Regions from separate parts of the Homo sapiens genome. Here region 2 is linked to region 1. The links are chromatin loops, found by intact Hi-C in ENCODE. Cell type or tissue: dorsolateral prefrontal cortex. All regions are shown on one strand.

Region 1 (8,000 bases):
ATCGCTTGAACCTGGGAGGCAGAAGTTGCAGTGAGCCGAGATCACGCCACTGCACTCCAGCCTGGGCGACAGAGTGAGACTCCATCTCCAGAAAAAAAAAAAATAAATAAATAATAAAAAATTTAAGAAATTAAAAAACCCCAAAACCATTCAGCTGGGCAAGCTGGTGTGCCCCTGTAATCCCAGCTACTCAGGAGGCTGAGTTGGGAGGATTGCTTATGGCCATGTTGGGCAGCATAGCAAGATCTTATCTCTAATGAAAAAGAAAACATTCACATATAATGAAGAATTCACATACAATAACCTTTTGGTAAAACCCCCTTTGCTCATCTTTCCAGTGCCATTAAGTAAATACTGTATAATAACTGTTCACGGCTGTATAATTACCCATTGTACCATACGCCACAATTTAATTCACCATTCTTCTAAAGGAGGGACTTGGGGTTGTCCTGAAATGGCCTCATTTATTTCACTCCCACATAGACCAAGTCATCTCCAAATAGCTGTGAAGTGGGATGTCCCATTTCATGCCCAAGATCTCTTTCCCAAATCCTTATGTCTTCACAAAAGCAAGAAGTGAGACATTCAGGTGGCTCACCAAGAGACTGCTGACCTGCCACCCAGCTTGTCCTGCAGCCCAGCAGGAGACTTCATTTGGGAGTCAGACAAATTGGGGGTCCCTGATACTGGGGACTTGGTGGGTGAAGGCCAAAGGCTCCCCTGAGTGGGAGAAAGAACTCTTGTCACCTCCTCCTTGTTCCTTGTGATGAGAGGAGCTGATGGTCTGCTTAGCTTAGCAGCTCAAAAATCCCCTTCCTTTTTTTGAGACTCAGGGGCAAGGTGAGAGGAGGAGGCTACATAGGGAAGGATGCTGAGTGGCCTTGAATGGAAAGGCCTGAGTGAAGGGGATCATTGTCCTGGTGGACTTCCTTCACCTGCAGGCCTGGGGCTCAGAGAACAAGAATCAGCTTCTCAGCCTGAGTAACATAGCAAAACCCCATCTCTACAAAAAATACAAAAAAAATTAGGTGTGGTGGTGCACACCTGTAGTCCCAGCTACCTGGGAGGCTGAGGTGGGAGAATCATTTGAGCCTGGAAGGTCGAGGCTGCAGTGAGCCACGATTGTGCCCCTGCACTCCAGACTGGGCGACAGAGCAAAACCCTGTCTCAAAAAAAAAAAAAAAAAAACAAAACTCAGCTTTTTCTGAGAGCTCCGAGCCCTCTGTGTGTCCAGTCCTCACTGCCCCACCTGAGGGACCATCAGCCGCTCCGTCCCAACCACTTGCCAGGGCAAACCTAGCACAGATTTGTGGGGTATGGGTTCTGAAGACAGAGTTACTGGGGGACTTGGAGCCCTCTGGGGTTCCCAGAGCTGAGCTCTTGCTGGGCAGGGGCTGGGGCCTCACGCGGGGCTGTGCCTGTGCTGGGGACTCCCTCCTTTCTCCTCCCTGTGAGCTCCAGCACCCCTCGAAAGGCTTTCCCCAACCATTCCAGCCCATAGCACTCTCCCTCCTCACAAGTCCTGGAAACTCCTGTCCTCCCCACTCACACTCAGTCGCACTGTGTCCCTGTCCCCTTAGTGTTCTGCAGTCTGAGCCTCATCCCCACTGGATTACAAGTTAACCAGGGACGGGCACCATGGCTTCTCCCCCATGGAGAGGAGCACAGGGCACTGCCCCATAAATACTTATTAATTAGGCCACTGATTGATCGCTGGCCTTGAGGCCCCTCCGATCTGCGAGTCCTAGTGGTGGCGGCGTCCCTCCGCCTGACGTCTTCACACAGTGAGCGTCTAACTCCGGCAGATGGAGTGGAGTTTCTGACTTGGAAAATCGGCAGCTTGCTTGCTTTTCTTTTGTGTGTGTAAGTCACAAAACCTCTGAAGAAAGAGGCTTTATTTTATTTTCCTTTCCCTTGTTCTCTGGAACCCCAGGTCCTACAGCCTCATTAACTGATCTCTGTTTCAATTAGTGACAAATCCCCTCCCAGGGCAAGCCTGTTAGGAGGAGATGACCTGCAAACAAGTGTCACGGCCCCAGTGGTTGGCCCAGCTCTGGCATTAATTAAAACGAGTCCCTACAAGCAGGCGGCATGGATGGGGGCCGACAGGCTGCAAGCAGGTCCTTGGGACAGAGGGCAAACTGGAGTGGAGGCCAGCCTCCTCTGGGGGCCCTGAAGAGCTCCCTGCCCCACTCAGAGGAGCCCTGACCTTGGCCAGCAACCCTGGAGTCAGGGATCCCCAGTTTGCATGCCCCCAAGTGAAGACTCCTGCTGGTTGCAGGACCACCAGGGTGGGATTAGCAGCCTCTTGGTGAACCTTCTAAATAGATTTGGCAATGTCTGGCTGCTTGCTTGAGAATAAAAAAGAAATCCCGTCTTAAGTTATTTTTGAAATCTAACAGTTTGCTGTCTTTTAACAAAGGAAGCCTCTCTCAATCCTCACTGTTTTTTAGTTCAAGAGTTTGCATTAAGCACTTCTGTGGGCGGCCCTCCCTGGGCCCCGGCTACACGAGGGTGAGAGGAAGTAAGAGACATTGACTCCCATCGGGGGACTGTGATGTGCGGGTACTTTGCAGGTGCTGGGGGCTTCAGGGACTGGTATATCTTTCAAGGCACTGAGAGGGGAAGCTAGAAGGCTCTGTGGTATAATCAGAATTATGATGAAGGTGACCCCAGGGTGTGGTGGGAGCAGGGAGGGGCCCCTACTTCACACAGGGCTGACTCGTAGGACAGAATGGAGAGAGCCAGGGGCAGGCAGGGTGGGTGTTCCAGAGAGAGGGCACCGTACAAGCAGAGGTGCACAGGAGAGCATGACCAACTCCGGGCTCAGAACAGGAGGGCGGCCACCGGGTAGGGAGTGATGGTGATCGTGAGTGGAGGAGGATCAGGGCCAGTCAAGAGGTGCCATGAGTGCCTTGCTCAGGTGGAAGGAGGCCATGCCTGGAGCCCTGCCTGGGCTCGGGAACCTGGGTGTCGCAGATGGTGCAGGTGGAAGTGGGCTGGAGGAGAAGGGGTGGGGCCACCCTCATGGACAAGGGGCCTGAATGAGGGTGGACGTGGGGCTGGAGAGGAAGACTCAGGGATGAAGTGCTGTGGGACCAGTCAGGAGCTGCCTGGGGGAGCCACATGATGAGAGGCACTTCACGCCCATTCCTCACACCCTTAGCTGTCCCCAGACCTCTTAGCTGGCTGAGGTCTTTCCCTGTTGGGGCAATGCTGAGCTCCATTCTCAAAGGTTCTGGGCCCTGGGGGGTCCCTTCTGTGTAGGATGCAGTGGCTGTTAACCTTCACTACCAGACACTGGCATAGAAGAAGGGGTTCCAGGGGATCCCTGTGCTGAACCCATACACCTTCCAGTTCCCATTGCTTACTGACAACTCTGTGTCCCTGGATAGTCAGACTGGAAAGTAGTCATGAGATTAGTAATAATGGCTAGCACTTCTGGAGTGCCTACAGCACGCCAGGCATTGTTTAGGTGTTCATCCTCATTTTACAGACGAGGATACTGAGGCATGGAGGTGAAGTAAGTGACAGGGCCTACCCAGGCTTAATCACACACAGAGACCCCTTTTTCCTTTTTCCTGCTGCACCCCCTGTGGCATAAGGAGGTGGGAGAAGCCGAGTGGTGTTCTCAGCTTCTAGGTTGGAGGAGCTATTACCGTGCCGCCTCCTGGCAGACAAGTCCTTCCCCAGGTACCCTGAGAGCAGTGGGGACTGGGAGACATTTTTTGAGAGGTTCTTTAGGTATAACAGAGTTCAACCCTCTGCTCACCTTCATACTTAGTTCCTGGGCCTGTGTTTTCTGGCTATAGTCAAGTCAGCGGCATATATTTGTCCCTGGCCCAGAGCATGCCCTGCCGCCTATAAGACAGGGCCTGGCTGGCTCTGTGGTGGAGGGTGTACCTCAGGCCCTTCTGTTCTTCTCCAGGCTGGAGAGAGGTAGGGGGACGACAGCACCTGGGAATCCTGGACCAGACTATTGTCTTGCTGTGTTCAGGGGGTGGCTTTGGGTTTGGAGGGTCCATCTCATGGACCCTGTAGAGAATCTGCAGTGTTCAGAAGCCTGCAGATGGTGATGCTGGCAGTGTGAGTCAGACACAGAAAGCAGCTCTGTGTCTTTTCTAGGTAGGACAAGTTGTTGCCCCCTCCCATGTAGAAGGGGTCTGATGTAATTGATTTCCCAGCAGCCCCCTGGCCCTTGTGGGGCATGGTTCAGGGGTCAGGATTGGTCACTGTTGCCAGCAAACAAGCCACTTGGTCACAGCTGGAGCAACTGATGTTTTAGCCTGTGCAGAGCTCTGTCCCAGCTACTTGGCTACTTTGCTGCTGACCCCATTGCCAAGCGGCAGGCTGGCTGGGGTTGGGGAACAATTGACCTCCATGGAGGGTCTTGGGTCCACTTGACTACCAATGTGTGCTACTAAGTGTGCCCTCTGGTGGATATTTTTGGTACTTCAGCAATTCCTTGACCTTCCCCCACCCTTGCCCCCGGTGCCCTCACAAACCCCTAACCTTGGTTACATTATTATCTACCACCCAAGAGGGGCCCTCCTTTTAGGCGTGCCCCTTACTCCATTGTTCTTCAGGGCTATTTGGACCCCCATAATGACTGATGCAATAGAGTCTGTAGACTGTCGTCTGAGTACCCCGCAGACAACCTGGTATTTCATGCTTCTGATCCTTGGCTGAGCCCTGCTCCCTTCCTAGCCTCCTATTCAGGGCTCAGGCAGGCATCCCCTTCCTCAGGAGCCTTCATGACCCTTGGGCCCACTCCCTCACGGCACCTCCTCATACAGGTAGCCAGAGCCTTGCAAGCAAGCCAGGCAGTCCCGCAGGGCCGTGTGGCTCCTCCAGTGTCACCGAAGGCTTTAAGCAAGTCGCCATGTTTTCAGACTTCACTCCGACTGCTGTAGAGAGCAGATGGATGGGGGCAAGAGTGGAAACAGGGGGCCTGGTTAGGAGGTGCACTGTCATCCAGGGACAGAGGCTGCGTGCTGAGTGTTGGGAGCAGGGAGAGCAAACAGCTGCATTCATGACATCCGGGAGATGCACCAGGGAGCCATGGTTACACGTGGGCCCCAGGAGGCTCCTGCCCAGAACGCTGTGAGGTCTCTGGCATGAGAAGCAGAGCTGGAAATGGGCGAGGAGGCTGGGGTGTGGGTGAGGAAGAACGAGACAACCTTCATTTGGGGTGCGAGAAGCTGGAGTGCCTAGAGCCCTTGGACACAGAGGCATCCTCCAGGCAATGGATATTCAGGCTGCAGTGGGGGCACAGATGCGGGGAGAGGGATGCAGGCATTCTTCCAGCCTCATCCAGTGTCTCCTTGCTGGCCTGTTGTTGGCCCGGAAAGCCCTTGGTACTTAAGGCTACAGCCACCAGCTGTGTAGCTCATGACACTAAAGATTTGGTGTCATGAAGCTCCCACCCCACCCATAGCTCCTGGTGCTGGTCAGCCCTGTTCCCATCTCCGTGGGGACTATCAGGAAGCCGGCCTTCCCTCCTTTTCCCCTGGTCTCCTGTCAGCTGCTCATGGCAAATTCACTGGCCCAGTAGCCAGACCTTGGAGATAGGTGGTCAAGAAGGCCTATTCCCTCCTTCAGGATGTTGCTGATGTCCTGTGGGGCCTGAGCCCTGGTTTTCCAAGAAGCCCTGTCTGCTGGCCATATAAGAAATTCTTGTGCAAAATCCACACCCTGTTTGTTTTCCCCATCTACCAAAATGGAGCTCCTGTTTGGTTAATTTCTATTTTGTGGCTTATTTGGATGCTGTTAAAACAGATCCTGGGGGACCCTCAGCAGTAATTGTTCCACATCTCATTATCTTTCCTGAACCCGATTATTAGCTCTGATTTTTCTGATCGCTAGCTGCTGTTTGTGATGAGCTGTGTGCCATTAATACCAGCTGGTTCCCTTAAACAGGACCCGCCGTGCCAGGGAAAAACGAGCTGGCATTCAGAGCCACCAGCCTCTTGGCTTTTTAATTTTAACGGGCTCTACCAAATGTTCAAGGCCAAAGGGCCCTGAGGAACCAGAACAGACGGGCTCCTAACCCCTGGTCTGCAGCCATCTTGGGTTCCTTCTCAGGCCGTGGCTGTCCTAGGTGCTGGGGCGGTAAGACCTGGGCTGGGGCCTGGGAAGGGGTGAGGGTAAGTGGCCATTTGCCTTTTCCGTGTCCACGCCCTCCCTGCCACTGGGCCCATCACTGGCAAGTGGGCACTGTGACCTCACTGACTCCTCATGAGCTCACAGCTACACACATGCCCAGGTCTCCTCCCTACTTTGCTGGTCCCCAGCCCCTTTCTTGGGCGCAGGCACGTTGGCCATGCTCTCAGAAACATATGTGTGCCGCACTATATGTCACCCCATCCATGCTGGGAGACCCTGGTGACTTTCAGGGAAGGAGAGGCCAGAAGAAACCTGGGACGAGGACACTGTTTTCTCTCTTCGTTCTTCCTCCCTACACTCTGGGCTGTGCCAGGCCTAGCCAGTGGGAAGAATGGCCGACCAGGGAGGGGGAGGCTTTGGAGAGGGGGAGGGAAATGTGATGGTCACCTTTCCTCCTTTCCCTCCCGCTGCTCTCCAGCCCTGCCTACCCCCAAGAGGCTGTCATGGGGAAGGGTCCCAGCCTCTCTGCTCACTTCCGTGAATGGCTCCTGTTCCCCGCCTCTTCCAGCACTTCCTATATCTTCTTAAATTGTCAAGCAGGATTTTGAACCCAGATCTTCTGACTTCTGGCTGCTGGGGGCAGGGATGGTTCAAGGGCCCTATCTTCCCTGCAGGAGCTGCCTTCTGTTTTCCACTCGTTAGGACCCCAGCCCCAAGGTGGCCATTGTCAGGGAGGTGCTTGCTATGCAGATGTGCCGTTCAAACGCCTGGAGATATTAAAGCATCCCTCCCTCAGGTGGAAGACAATGGGAAAGTCATAGCACCCTGGTTAGGAGCAAGGCTTTGGAATTAGCAGGCCCTGCGTTCAAATGCTAGCTTTACTTGCCTCATAATAGATGTCTATCCTTGAGCAAAGTTGTTTAACCTCTCTGGACCTGTCTCTATCTGTGAAAAGGGCCAACATGGTCTATCTAAAAGCCTTGTTGTGGGGATCTCATTAAGATATTTCATGTGAATATGTGCTGAGTGGCCTCACGTAGGAAGTGCTCACTGAGTTCTCCCGAGCCCCCCTCCTCTTCATTGCTACTGCCCGTCTGCGTGTCCTCCAGCTTCCTCCCACACTTTCTCTCAATGCACTTTTTTGGGGGTGAGGGAGGCCATTTCTGAGTCACTCGCTCCTGGACTTGATGAATTCTATTCATGTGGCGGGGGCAGCAGGGCCCAGTATGAGCCGGCAGCTCCCCAGCCCTGCCCACTGTACCACTGAAGTGTGTCCACGCCGTGATGCCCCTGGCTGCCTCCCAGCCTTCCCTCGAGCGAGCTGGGAGGACAAGGATTGGACTCTGAGGATCAGCCTGAGACTTAAGATGGAGGCTGTGTTCCCGAGAGCCCAGGGTGGGCATGCCAGGAAGTACTCTGGCTCCACGGAATGCTGCGCTGCCCCGGGGCTGGCGGACCAGCACTTCCTTGTCTTCCTGGGTCTCACAGTCGCAGCCTGGGCTGGGCTGTTTCTGCCTTGCTGCACCCTGCCCCAACAGCGGCAGGCGCCTGGCAGCCCTGGAGGCCTTCCCAAGGCTCTGCGTCCTCCCCAACCACCCACAACATTAAGGCCAGAGCCAGGCCTGAGGGCACAGGGTGGGCTGCTGAGCCGCCAGGCGTGCCAGACCTCAGAGCAGGCTGCCCCGGCCCGTCAGGCCAGGAGTCCTGCCACGGCTCCTCCCACGCTTCCCAGAAAAGACAGCACAGGGGCTGGCTTTGGCCTCTGTCTGGGGAAGCAGAGGCCTCTGCAACCCAACTCCTTTTCTGGTTTCATGCATCTTGTCTTTTCTCTCTCCAGGCCTGCACTTGTATGCATTTCTCCACCAGAAAGTCCTTTTCCTCTGCCTAGCCCAACC
Region 2 (8,000 bases), 160 kb before region 1:
TTTATGTGTGCCTGTGTATGTGTCTGAATGTGTATGTGTGAGAGAGAGTAAGAAAGAATGTCGTCTTTTTGGAGCTCTGATCAACTTCCTGCCCATGCTGTGAGACCAACATCCCAAAGCTGACTTAGCATCTTGTTACCCCCAAGAGCTGTTCCTCACCTGCCTGCCCCAGCTTTGTTTTTGGAGCTGCCATGCTGCTAGGAACCTGAAAGACTTTGTGTCCCTCATCCCATATTCATAAATGTACTGTTGTCCCTCTCTTCTACCACTAATTTGTCATCAAAAGTTCTCCTTCCCAAAATTTTTCCAATAATCAACCACCCTAGGGTTGGGCTGCTCTTAACAATACAGGATAACTTTTACTGACCATTTACTGTGTGCCAGGCACTGTTAAGAATTGCCAACCAGTTGTAAATTTCACACAAACTTACAAGAAATGTACTATTAGCACTTTATAGTGAAGATTTGGTAACACAGCTAAGGATGGACTCAGGATTTGGTCCCAAGCAGACTACAGCCTGTGTATGTGGCAATGCCCTTGCACCCTCTTACTCATTGAGATTGTCTTATAACAGGTTGTCTGGCCTTTAGACTTTACCAAATCTAACCTTCACTCCGCTCACAGATTGATCTTCCTAGAGCAGGGGTCTTCACCCCCAGGCCACTGACTGGTATGGGTCTGGTGGCCTGTTTGGAACCAGGCCACACAGCAGGAGGTGAGTGGTTGGCCAGTGAGCATCACCACCTAAGCTCTGCCTCCTGTCAGATAAGAGGCCTTGGATTCTCATAGGAGCGCGAGCCCTATTGTGAAGTGTGCATGCGAGGGATCTAGGTTGCTTGTTCCTTATGAGAATCTAATGCATGATGATCTGTCACTGTCTCCCATCACCTCCAGATGGAACCTTTTAGTTGCAGGAAAACAAGCTCAGGGCTCCCACTGATTCTACATTATGGTGAGTTGTATAATTATTTCATTATATATTGCAATGTAATAATAATAGAAATAAAATGCATAATAAATGTAACATGCTGGAATCATCCTGAAACCATCCCCCCTACCCTTCCATCCATGGAAAAATTGTCTTCCACGAAACTGGTCCCTGGTGCCAAAAGTTTGGGGACTGCTGGACTAGAGCACTGCTCTAATTACACAACTCTGATCAAAAGCCTTCACTGCTTCCAAGGAAAGCCCCGATGCCAGACTTGCCATTCAAGGCCCTCCATGCATGGGGCCCAACCTGCCCATCCTACCTCCCATGGGCACCCCACCCTCCAGCTGTCCTTGGTGTGACCCTCTCATTCTCGCATCTTCATCTCAGCTCATGCTGAGGAGTGCCATCACCCCTTGGCACCCCTCATCTTGGCGAGGCCAAATCCAATCCAGGCTTTGTGGTTCAGATGAATGCCGCTTCCTCCAGAAAGCCTCCACTTCACAAATAGTTGGCATAAAAAAGAAATACTGTCAATTTGTACCCCAAAACTTCTTTCCTCTCTCTTAACATGAATCCCATCCTCTGTGCTCCCACCCCAGCCATTCTTACCTTCTCAGAGGTCTCATTTTAGCAACTACGCTGGACTGAAACCAGTTTGGCCAAAATCAAGCTGAATAGCATAACAATTTTATTGATTTATTTATTTAGAGACGGAGTCTCATTCTGTCCCAGGCTGGAGTGCAGTGGTACGATCTCCATCACTGCAAACTCCGCCTCCTGAGTTCAAGCGATTCTCCTGCCTCAGCCTCCTGAGTAGCTGGGGTTACAGGTGCCCACCATCAAGCCCAGCTAGTTTTTGTATTTTTAGTAGAGATGGGGTTTCACCGTGTTGGCCAGGCTGGTCTCAAACTCCTGACCTCAGATGATCCACCCACCTCGGCCTCCCAAAGTGCTGGGATTACAGGCATGAGTGAGCCACTGCACCTGGCCAATTTTATTTTTTAAAAAGAAAATATTCCACAGTCATTTAAAATTTATTTACTTATTTCTGGATAGTTAATAGATTTACACTGTTAAAAATTCACTTTTTAAAAATTTTTTTGAGACAAGGTCTGGCTCTATTGCCCAGACTGGAGTGCAGTGGCACGATCTCAGCTCACTGCAACCTCTGCCTCCTAGGCTCAAGCCATCCTCCCACCTCAGCCTCCCGAGTAACTGGGACTTCAGGCATGCACCACCATGCCTGGCTAATTTCTGTATTTTTTGTAGAGATGGAGTTTTGCCATGCTGCCCAGGCTGGTCTTGAACTTATGAGCTCAAGCTATCTGCCCGCATCAGCCTCCCAAAAGAGCCACCTGCCCAGCCTCAGAAATCCTTAAGATAAAGTGAGTACAAAGTAAAATCCTCCCTTCTTCCCGTCTCCCAGCCACACAGTTCTTTTCCTCACAGGAACCAAATTTTATTAGTATCTTATGTATTTTCTCAGAGATCTTTTGTTGTGGTAGTTTTATTTTGTTTTGGTTTGGTTTGGTTTGGTTTGGTTTGGTTTGGTTTGGTTTTTGAGATGGAGTCTCTTGTCGTCCAGGCTGGAGTGCAGTGGCATGATCTCGGCTCACTGCAACCTCCGCCTCCCAGGTTCAAGCAATTCTCCTGCCTCATGTTGTGGTAGTTTTTAAATATCTCACATTTATTTGATACTCCTCCCTTCAGGAGATGGCACTTACTTCCACTCCCCTTGAGTTTGGGTTGGACTTAGTGACTTGCTAATAGAATAATCACACATAAACATTCTATTCTAGAATCTTCTAGAATAGAATATTCTATATTAGCAAATAGAATATAGTGGATGTGGTGGTGATACAGGCGTGAGCCACTGCCTCCGGCCTGGAATTCTGGTTGTTCTTTATGTAAGGTATTTTCTGACTTTTGCTGAAATGAGTATGTATTACTTCGTGATAGAAAAAAATGATAAAACATAAAAAAGAAAATATTTAAGATTATATCATTAGATATGTTTGTTCCAGTTAGTTACTTACTGTTAGAACATCATTTTGTAATAAATCTCATCTTGTTAGGCATTTATTTAGCCTAACCAATCCCTTATTGGACATGTAAGTAATTCCATCTTATCTTAAACCACATGACTTTTGCCCACATGTTAGACTAGCTATTCAATCACCCTTCTTTTGTCCTTCTTCTGCAACCTCCCTTCACAGGTTTTGGTTCCTTCCCATCTGCAATTAAACCCCCTCGGGTCTCTCCCATTAAAACAAACCACACCCCTCTTTGCCCCTTTCTCACTCCTAAACTCTGGTTCCACCTTTCTTGAACACTGGTCAACCTTTTGCCTTCCTCCATTGAGCAGAAGTGTTCTCCTGATCTCCTTGTGGCTAAGGTAACAGACACTTCTCAGGTCCCTTATTACTCAAGGACGCCATGCCATTGCTCCTTCCTGAAGCACTGTCTCTGGGTTTCCAGGTCACACACTCTCTCCCTACCTGTCTAACTGCTCCTCTGTGGGCTCCTGTGCTTCAGAGCCAGTGACCTTCAGGTTTGGCTCTGTTGTCCTCTCCTCACTCTACACTCCCTCTCTGGGGGCTGGCTCACCCCCATGGCTTCAGTGACCTCTGTCTGTCGAGGGCTCCCAACAGATCCCATCAGCTCCCTGCTGTCCCCCCTAGTGCTAACCTGAATAGCAGCCACCTAATGAGCCCCTCGCTGGGAAACACCCCACACACTCAGCTTGTCCCACGCAGGACCCATCATCGCACACCCCTAGCCTCACTCAATCTGTTCTTCCCTGTTCCCATCAGTTTCTCAGGCTAGAAGCTTGGGGGAGACTCCCCCCTCTTCCTCAGACTCCACACAGAGCCTGGCACTCAGGAGCAGTCAATAAATATTAACATTTATTTAGTGACTTTAATCAACCACCACATCCAGATGACTTTATCTTCTAAAAGGAGTCTGTTGGCCTCCTTCCACCATCTTCGCGTTTGTTACTTGTTTATCTCTCCATGAGGCTATGGGATCCATTTTAGAAGCGGCAGAGGTGTGAACCCAGGACACCTTAATGAGATGCTACGGGAGGCCGGGCGCGGTGGCTCTCGCCTGTAATCCCAGCACTTTGGGAGGCCGAGGTAGGTGGATCCCGAGGTCAGGAGATCGAGACCATCCTGGCTAACACGGTGAAACCCCGTCTCTACTAAAGCTACAAAAAAATTAGCCGGGCGCGGTGGCCGGCGCCTGTAGTCCCAGCTACTCGGGAGGCTGAGGCAGGAGAATGGTGTGAACCCGGGAGGTGGAGGTTGCAGTGAGCCCAGATTGCGCAACTGCACTCCAGCCTGGGCGATAGAGCAAGACTCCGTCAAAAAATAAAATAAAATAAAATAAGATGCTACGGGAGAATGAAATCCAGGCTGCTTTCAGGGCGTCGCGCTGCGGGACTTCACGCTGTCCCCCAGGCGTTCCCCCTTCCATCCAGGAGGAAGAGCGCCTTTTGAGTTGCACGTCCTCAGGGCTGCATCCGAAGGAGCAACTCTTTCTAAGCACCCGAAGGACAGGTGACAGCTGTCCACTCCCAGAGTCCAGGTCCGGCAGGCTGCACCCCCCTCACACTGGCTCAGTCTGACTGAGCCCAGGGGCGTGGGGGTCTTCTGCTTTCGGGAGGTACCCCTCAGGCTGTGAGCTAGGGGAGGGAGGGCCGTGCGTCTTGTGGATCAGTGGGGGCAGTGAGGTTGACCTGGGTCTGGGAAAGGAATGATGACCGACTTTCTCACTGCTCGCAGCCCGCAATGGGGGCGGCCTTCCTGGCTGGAGCCAAGCGACCTGATTTCTTGGAGAGAAGGAAGTCAGAACCCTGATCTGGCAGCGCCTCCGGGAGCCGAGCTGCTCACTGGAGTGGGAGTTCTGGGACAGCAGCAGAGGGCGCCCTCGGTTCATCACTGCGCCCTGCGGAAGTTGCCTGGTGGGGACTTGGGGGCGCACGTTCCAGTGGCAGCGGAACAGAGGGGTAGCGCCAGAAGACTGCAAGCCCCAGTCAGGAGACCAGGCAGGAGGCTGGAGCATGAGACCTGGTAGGAGGCAATCAGTGTTGTACAAAGACCGTGACAGCGGGGATGGAGCCGGGATAGGAGTTTGGATGTGATGGGAAAGTTCTGATAAGCCATTGCATGTGGGGAGCAACTGTGAGGGCCTGGGGAGCTGACTTCCACCTTTGTCTCCTGGATGACATCCAGAACTCGGATAGGAATACAGAAGAGGGGCCGTGTGGTGGCGGTCAGGGAAAGTGAGTAGGGTTTTGTGGAACGTGAGGTCCTGAGGACATCCTGTAGGAGATGTGTACTGGCAATTGATAAATAATTCTGGAGCTCTGGGGAAAGGTTGGGGTTAAATATGCAGATTTGGGATAATCATTTTGTGTGCAACCATGCAAGCTATGAAGTGGCTGAGAGTTCCCAGGTTTCGGGATAAAGGCAGGTCCAAGGCAGAAGCACTGGGGAGCATCAGCATGGGAGGGACTGGGGGTGTATATACCAGAGAGGTGGGAGAGAACCCAAGGGAGCGTGTGGTGAATGCAAGGGGCAGGAGAGTCTAAAAGTGGATGAAGCCGGGCGTGATGGCTCACGCCTGTAATCCCAGCACTTTGGGAGGCCAAGGTGGGTGGATCACTTGAGGTCAGGAATTAGAGACCAGCCTGGCAAACATGGCAAAACCCCGTATCTACTAAAAATACAAAAATTAGCTGGGTGTGGTGGCGGACACCTGTAGTCCCAGCTACTCAGGAGGCTGAGGCAGGAGTATCACTTGAACCTGGGAGGCAGAGGTTGCAGTGAGCCGAGATGGCACCACTGCACTCCAGCCTGGGTGACATAGCAAGACACCGTCTTAAAAAAAAAAAAAAAAAAAAAAATGTGTCCACTTGCCCGCCCTCTAAAGAAACTTTGCCAATCTGGTCCCAGGATCTTTTATCATGTATGGTCCAGAGTGGGAAAACAGACAAAATTAAGAGGCTGGAGGGAAGGTGGGGCCTTCAGCCAGAAAAACGAAGTTTATCTATACAATATAAACAGGTGTGTTGACGGGGTAGTTAGAGAAAGGAAGTCCATGTGGGGTGGGGCGGGGTCCCTGCATTGGGGCTTAAGTATGAGGGTTTCCAGAAGAGCTCTAGGGTAAAAGAGAACTGGGAGAGGGAAATCAAATGGGTCTTGAAAAGTGTGTTCTAGTGGAGTATAAGTTGAATTTCTTTTTGATTTCTGTTTGGAAGCCAAATAACACATATTTGAATAGGACTCTGTATCTATGTTGAACCACATAGGACCTCAGCTTTCAGTAGAATTCATTAAACTTTAGCAAGCTAGGATTAGAAAAAAACCTTAACATGACAAAGGGAAACAATCAGAAATCAATTGCATACTTAATGGTGAAATAGTGAAAGCATTCTCACAAAATCTAAGACCGACACATAAATGTCCACTGTCATTGCTATTATTCAACATTATACTGAAGGGTCTACTAAGACAACAAGACAAAAGAAAGTATACCTTCTGGGCCAGGCGCGGTGGCTCATGCCTGTAATCCCCCAGCACTTTGGGAGGCCAAAGCAGGGGATCACCTGAGGTCAGGAGTTCAAAACCAGCCTGGGTAACATGGCGAAAACCCATCTCTACTAAAAATACAAAAAATAGCTGGGCATGGTGGTGGGCACCTGTAATCCCAGCTACTTGGGAGGCTGAGTCAGGAGAATTGCTTGAACCCAGGAGGCAGAGGTTGCAGTGAGCCGAGATCGCACCACTGCACTCCAGTCTGGATGACAGAGCGAGACTCCATCTCAAAAAAAAAAAAAAAAAAAGTATACATTTGGAATTATTAACTGGAATTCACCCACTGGAAACTTTCCTTTATTAACTACTTGACCAAAACACAACTAAAAATATCATTATTTGCAGATGCTGTTACTGTACTATGTACCTAGAAAAGAGAGTTAACAGAAAAACTATTATAACTAACAAGATAATTAAGTGACCACATACAAGATTAACATATAAAAATCAACAGTTCTCCTACTTACCAGTAACAAGTGATTAAAAAACATCAAAAGTTCAAAAGATCAAAAATACCATAATTACTCAATACAGGCAACATTTGTTTACCTACATGTTACCAGTTGATTTGCTCACCATTCCTTCTTGAATCTCTGACATTCCTTCATTTTCCTTCTTCCTGAAGGAAGATCATTTTCCTTCTTCCTGAAGAATATTCCTTGGCAGTTCTTTAGGACAGGTTTATTGGTGCTAAATCAGTTTCTGTTTATCTGGATATGTCCTTAATTCACCTTATTCTTCAAAGTTGGTTTTGCTGAATATATGATTCTAGTGTGACAGTTATTTTCTCTTAGTCCTTTGACTTAGCCCTTTCTCTTAGTCCTGTATTATTCTGTTGTGTTCTGTTTTTGTTTTTTGTTTTGTTTTTGTTTTGCTCCTGAGACAGAGTCTCACTCTCTTGCCCAGGCTGGAGTACAATGGTGGGATCTTGGCTGGGATTACAGGTATGCACCACCACACTGGGTTAATTTTTGTATTTTTAGTAGAGACAGTGTTTCACCATGTTGGCCAGGTTAGTCTCAAGCTCCCAACCTCAGGTGATTTGCCTGCCTCAGCCTCCCAAAGTTCTGGGATTACAGACGTGAGCCACCATGCCTGGCCTATTCTATTATCTTCTGTTTTCTGCGCTTGCTGTTGAGAAAGTCAGTTCAATAGTTGTATCTTTATAGACGATACAACTTTTCTTTTTTTTTTTTTTTTTTTGAGATGGAGTCTTGCTCTATCGCCCAGGCTGGAGTGCAGTGGCGCGATCTCAGCTCACTGCAAGCTCCACCTCCCGGGTTCATGCCATTCTCCTGCCTCAACCTCCCAAGTAGCTGTGACTACAGGCGCCTGCCACCACGCCTGGCTAATTTTTTGTATTTTTAGTAGAGACGGGGTTTCACCATGTTAGCCGGGATGGTCTTATCTCCTGACCTCATGATCCACCCACCTCAGCCTCCCAAAGTGCTGGGATTGCAGGAGTGAG

The links. Hi-C counts contacts between places; a loop is a spot of excess contacts. Peaks named below come from ENCODE experiments on the same cell type or tissue, not always from the same donor. Only the 100,000 strongest peaks of a DNase experiment are listed, where the experiment ranks them.
Region 2: it touches region 1 in a loop (3-fold over the local background); 94 of 110 quality-filtered maps call a loop at or near these places.

What each region holds. Positions count from the first base shown.
Region 1 is chr2:72,989,696-72,997,695 of GRCh38, reverse strand. All of the region lies in intron 9 of SFXN5 (sideroflexin 5), which reads left to right. Among named protein-coding and RNA genes, the nearest start is that of EMX1, 76 kb to the right of the region's middle. In dorsolateral prefrontal cortex, CTCF peaks have their summits at 4,232 and 4,436 (motif pointing left); DNase peaks (open chromatin) are centred at 4,385, 7,355 and 7,675; H3K27ac peaks cover 5,450 bases.
Region 2 is chr2:73,153,643-73,161,642 of GRCh38, reverse strand. No RefSeq gene overlaps it. Among named protein-coding and RNA genes, the nearest start is that of RAB11FIP5, 45 kb to the right of the region's middle. In dorsolateral prefrontal cortex, CTCF peaks have their summits at 4,654 and 4,853 (motif pointing right); a DNase peak (open chromatin) is centred at 4,832; H3K4me3 peaks cover 624 bases; H3K27me3 peaks cover 1,189 bases.